2 separate regions of the Homo sapiens genome follow, and region 1 is linked to region 2. Evidence: read pairs that join two places in POLR2A ChIA-PET (ENCODE). Cell type or tissue: PC-9. All regions are shown on one strand. Each heading gives the region's core, and the rest is flanking DNA. Links, peaks and the distances in the headings are about the cores only. Region 1 overlaps SPESP1-NOX5 (SPESP1-NOX5 readthrough). Region 2 has its middle 40 kb from the start of ANP32A.

Evidence for each region. ChIA-PET counts read pairs that join two places held together with the same protein. Peaks named below come from ENCODE experiments on the same cell type or tissue, not always from the same donor. Only the 100,000 strongest peaks of a DNase experiment are listed, where the experiment ranks them.
Region 1: POLR2A ChIA-PET joins it to region 2 with 10 read pairs; 2 of 35 experiments call an interaction of 5 or more read pairs at or near these places.

The regions. Positions count from the first base shown.
Region 1 is chr15:69,011,613-69,014,519 of GRCh38, forward strand. The region is part of intron 2 of SPESP1-NOX5 (SPESP1-NOX5 readthrough); the gene reads left to right. Among named protein-coding and RNA genes, the nearest start is that of NOX5, 1.6 kb to the right of the region's middle. In PC-9, for the core only: no CTCF peak of the experiment used is centred there; no DNase peak of the experiment used is centred there.
Region 2 is chr15:68,859,684-68,862,590 of GRCh38, forward strand. No RefSeq gene overlaps it. Among named protein-coding and RNA genes, the nearest start is that of ANP32A, 40 kb to the left of the region's middle. In PC-9, for the core only: no CTCF peak of the experiment used is centred there; no DNase peak of the experiment used is centred there.

The sequences.
Region 1 (2,907 bases), core at 225-2,724, 150 kb after region 2:
TTCAGGGTCTCAGATCAGAGTTCCAGGGCAAAGCTGGAGAAGAGACTCACACTCTCCCTTGTTCCCCAGGAACTATCTGAAGCCCCCCAATCCAACTTCCTCCTTAGTGGCAAATCGGCCTCAACAAGGCAAACTAGCTCAGGCAAGTGAGCTTGTCAGACACAACCCCACTCTGAATCCCACGCTGGGCTACCTTCTGCATGCAACTGGAAATAAACAAACATTCCATTTTAGCAGTGATTTTAATCTGGGCAAGTGGATTACACCGATTTTTACTCTTTTTTTGTGCTTTTAGGCTTTTTTTCTAATTTTTAAATAATAATAATTATTATTTTTTAAAATCAAGATGGGGTCTCACTCTGTCACCCAGGCTGGAGTGCAGTGGTGTGATCTTGGCTCACTGCAGCCTCTGCCTCCTGGGCTCAAGCGATCCTCCCATCTCAGCCTCCTGAGTAGCTGGGACTATAGGTGCACACCACCACACCCAGCTAATGTTTTTGTATTTTTGGTGGAGATGGGTTTTCGCCATGTTGCCCAGGCTGGTCTCGAATTCCTGAGCTCAAGTGATCCACAAACCTTGGCCTAATAATTAATGTTTATAATTTGTGTAATTATAAAAAAGTGTCATTGAGAGAAAAAAATCTCTCCTTCCAAAAGTTTTGTTAGAAAAAAGACGCTTTTAAAAATACATTTTCTGGCGAGGTGCGGTGGCTTACACCTGTAGTCCCAGCACTTTGGGAGGCTGAAGCAGGTGTATCACTTGAGGTCAGGAGTTCGAGACCAGTCTGCCCAACATGGTGAAACCCCACCTGTACTAAAAATACAAAAATTGGCTGGGCCTGGTGGTGCATGCCTGTAATCCCAGCTACTAGGGAGGCTGAGGCAGGAAAATCACTTGAGTCCAGGACACGGAGGTTGCAGTAAGCCAAGATCATGCCACTGCACTCCAGCCTGGGCAACAGAGTGAGACTTCGTCTCAAAAAAAAAAAAAATTTTTTTTCATGTTTATTACTTCCCTTTAAAAACTTGCATTTTGTCCAGATACTAGGATATGAACTAGATTGTTGTCAGAACTTTGGCAAGTATTGATGTGTTGCTCCATTGCTTAGCATTGCTTACTGGCTTCCTAGCTCCTAGGTAATCCTAGGCCTTTAGCTCTCTTCCTGCCAAATTTGTCATGACCTGACTCCTGCTCCCTGCTCCAGTTCTGCTTTCAAATGTGTGCGTCTCCAGGTCATTACCTGAACTGCTTATAGTTCCCAGGACACAGAATGCATTCTCATTTCATGCCTTTCTACACGATCTTCTAGCTGCCCAGAATGTCCTTTTCCGTTTCCACCTGGCAAACTCCTACTCATGTTCTAAAACCCACTACAGATCAGTCACTTTCACTGGGAAGTCTCCTCGGTTCTCCCTTCCCAATGCTGTCTCACAACACACTTCTGTATCTTCATTTACCATGCTGGATTATCTTACTTGTCTCTGTGTATACAATCAGGGCCTGGATATAGTGTTTCCTAAGTATTTGTTGAATTGAGGCAGGTTTATTCATTCCACAAACATACATGGAATGCCCATGATATAGTGAGCACTGTGCTAGTTTCCTGGGATTCAAAACTAATGAGGCACAGATCTTGCCTTTAGGGGCTCACAGTCCAGAGGGACAGAAAGAGACACACACAGATAGTTACAATTACAGTGGGTACCGGCAGCTCTGTCTCACATCTTCTCATTCTTGCTTTTTTCCCTTAACTGGCCATAACTTGAAAGTATAATTCATATTTACTGCTTGGCTTATTTCCTCAAAAGAATTTTCTGTTTCCTACATATTATTCCTGAACTGATTTAATGAAATGTGTTTGTATTTCTCTCTTTACTTTGCCAGGAAAACTATTGAAACAGTCAAAGTAGCCTCCAAAATTGCTGCTCTCCAGGCATGGGAGCACCCCATTTCCAGAGATTACCAAAAGATCACTGAAATTCTGTAGAACTTGTCTTGGGACTGGCCCCAAACAAATGAGAACTGGCTGAATCTGTGGGTAGAAAAATATGTGAGTGACAGCAAAGAGGCTTCCAGTGAGCCCCTGCTGGTTCAGAAGACTTGACATGGCCAGCACCAAAGGATCCCTTTAGGGTACCCCCACCATGAGCCACATACTGGGAGAAATTTCTTGTAGCACTCTGCTTTAAAACAAAACCATAATGATAACTAATCATTTCCCTGATTTTGGAAATTAACCAGAGACATCTAAAATCACCACTAGGACATCCCAATCTGCACCAGATGGCCAGGGTTATCAGCCAAAGCTGATCTCTTTCCAGGCAAAACAAAAAGTATAAACACTTTGAATTTTAATCGCAGAGCAGTATTACCTAAGTAATTATACAATTTCCCTTAAGTTTAAAACAAAATAGCTTGCAGGTCCCACTTTTTTCCCTAGGCTCTATGGGCTAGGAACCTCTGCAGGTGACTGTTTCAATATAGTTGTACACAATATGTTGAGACTGAGTATAGCTCCATGGGTGGTTAACTATACAATCTCCACAGTCAGCCCAATGTAGTTGTAAAATTTGTGCTGAGCCCACTGGACACATTACTTCACCTCTCTGTTTCACTTCCCTAATCAATAGAATGATGCCAACACCCACCAGATAGGGCTGTGTTACGAATTAAACTGAGCAATACGTGCAAAGTTCTTAGCACAGTGCATGGCTCAGAGTAAGTGCTTAAACATTTTTGTTGATAATTGATATTATTGTTATTGGCGAAGTCTTGCTTGACTTATAAGCAGGGCCTGCCTGGAGTTGTTGGTGATTTTTTTCACAGTATGTTCCTAGATAACCTAGCTTCACCATAGTATTTTTGAGGAAAGGAAAGAGAAGATACTGGGCCAGATGGAAGACAGC
Region 2 (2,907 bases), core at 100-2,599:
GCGGCTGGCCGGGCAGAGGGGCTCCTCACTTCCCAGTAGGGGCGGCCGGGCAGAGGCGCCCCTCACCTCCCGGACGGGGTGGCTGGCCGGGCGGGGGGCTGACCCCCCCACCTCCCTCCCGGACGGGGCGGCTGGCCGGGCGGGGGGCTGACCCCCCCCACCTCCCTCCGGGACGGGGCGGCTGGCCGGGCAGAGGGGCTCCTCACTTCCCAGGAAGGGCGGCCGGGCAGAGGCGCCCCTCACCTCCCGGATGGGGCGGCTGGCCGGGCGGGGGGCTGACCCCCCCACCTCCCTCCCGGATGGGGCGGCTGGCCAGGCGGGGGGCTGACCCCCCCAACTCCCTCCCGGACGGGGCGGCTGGCCGGGCAGAGGGGCTCCTCACTTCCCAGTAGGGGCGGCCGGGCAGAGGCGCCCCTCACCTCCCGGACGGGGTGGCTGGCCGGGCGGGGGGCTGACCCCCCCACCTCCCTCCCGGACGGGGCGGCTGGCCGGGCGGGGGGCTGACCCCCCCCACCTCCCTCCGGGACGGGGCGGCTGGCCGGGCAGAGGGGCTCCTCACTTCCCAGTAGGGGCGGCTGGGCAGAGGCGCCCCTCACCTCCCGGACGGGGCGGCTGGCCGGGCGGGGGGCTGACCCCCCCATCTCCCTCCCGGACGGGGCGGCTGCCGGGCGGAGACGCTCCTCACTTCCCAGACAGGGTGGCTGCCGGGCGGAGGGGCTCCTCACTTCTCAGACAGGGCGGTTGCCAGTCAGAGGGTCTCCTCACTTCTCAGACGGGGCGGCCGGGGAGAGACACTCCTCACATCCCGGACGGGGCGACAGGGCAGAGGCGCTCCCCACATCTCAGACGATGGGCGGCCGGGCAGAGACGCTCCTCACTTCCTAGATGGGATGGCGGCCAGGCAGAGACGCTCCTCACTTTCCAGACTGGGCAGCCAGGCAGAGGGGCTCCTCACATCCCAGACGATGGGCGGCCAGGCAGAGACGCTCCTCACTTCCCAGACGGGGTGGCGGCCGGGCAGAGGCTGCAATCTCGGCACTTTGGGAGGCCAAGGCAGGCGGCTGGGAGGTGGATGTTGTAGCGAGCCGAGATCACGCCACTGCACTCCAGCCTGGGCACCATTAAGCACTGAGTGAAGGAGACTCCGTCTGCAATCCCGGCACCTTGGGAGGCCGAGGCTGGCGGATCACTCGCGGTTAGGAGCTGGAGACCTGCCCGGCCAACACAGCGAAACCCCGTCTCCACCCAAAGAATACGAAAACCAGTCAGGCGTGGCGGCGCGCGCCTGCAATCGCAGGCACTCGGCAGGCTGAGGCAGGAGAATCAGGCAGGGAGGTTGCAGTGAGCCGAGATGGCAGCAGTACAGTCCAGCTTCGGCTCGGCATCAGAGGGAGACCGTGGAAAGAGGGGAGAGGGAGAGGGAGAGGGAGAGGGAGAGCAGAAATAGACTCCTTCTATAAGAAAGCTACAAATCGCAGGGCAAGAGAAGTGGGGACGGAAGGATATATAATCCTCACCCAGGGAAGAGGGATTACATAATTGAGAATAATAATAGATTCCTACAGCATTTGCAAATAGTAAGTACATTTTCCTATGTAATCACAACACATTGTCACCTCTAACAAAATTAACAATAATTATTTTTCTTTTCTTTGTTTTTCTTTTTCTTTTTTTTTTTTGAGACTAGTTCTTGCGTTGTCACCCAGGCTGCAGTATAGTGGCATGATCATAGCTCACTGCAGCCTCAAACTGCTGGGCTCAAGCAATCCACCAACCTCAGCCTCCTGGGTAGCTGGGACTACAGGTGCATGCCACCATGCCTGGCTAATTTCTTTATTTTTACTAGAGATGGGGACTCACTATTTTGCCCAGGCTTGTCTCAAACCCTTGGGCTTAAGTGGTCTTCCCATTTCAGCTCCCAAAGTGTTGGGATTACATGCATGAGCCACCACAACAGGCCAATAACAATTCTTTAGTATCATCTAATACCTAGTCTGTATCCAAATTTTCCAATTATCTCCAAAATATACTTAAAATTTACTTTATTGAAACCAGGATATAACCAAGGACCAATGTAATGTGGTTACATGTTTTAAAGGGAGTGCAGTGGCACAATCTCGGCTCACTGCAACCTCTTCAAGTGATTCTCCTGCCTCAGCCTCCTGTGTAGCTGGGATTACAGACATGTGCCACCACGCCTGGCTAATTTTTTGTATTTTTAGTAGGAATGGAGTTCCATTATGTTGCCCAGGCTGGTTTCAAACTCCTGGCCTCAAGTGATCTGCCAGCCTCAGCCTCCCACAGTGCTGGCATTACAGGCATGAGCCACCATAGCTGGCCGAGAGTGGTTGTTTAAATTAAACCATACTAGGAGGCAAGAAGGATGACAAGATTGATCATTAAGTTAAGGTTTTTGACAACCTATTCCTCCAATGTAAAGGTGATTTTTTTTCCTCTTTTAATCAAATGATGTGTTGTGTGAGACTTGTGAACTATGTGAATATTCAGTTTCTAACCAACTTTTCATTCAAAGGCTTTAGCATCCACAGATAAGCCTATCTGAATTAATCATTTTTTCGGTTGTAATAAAATTATAACTTTCTATCATTATTTTTACATTTGTTAGCTGTCAAACAATATGCCCTTTCTGTGTAAAGAAGGGCTTTCCTCATCAATATATACAGTGTCATTTATGAGAAAGATATTAAAAATAAAACTCTTAGGATTCTATACATTGAGTTTTTAATCTTTTTAAACATTAATATTATAAGTACTTTTCTATATATTTATTTTGAAAATATTTTGATGGCTATGCAAAATGTATTATGGTGATGATGATGATGAGTATAAATCTAACAAAAATGTATGGAATTTATATGCTGAGCATTACAAAATAGTTTCTCATGT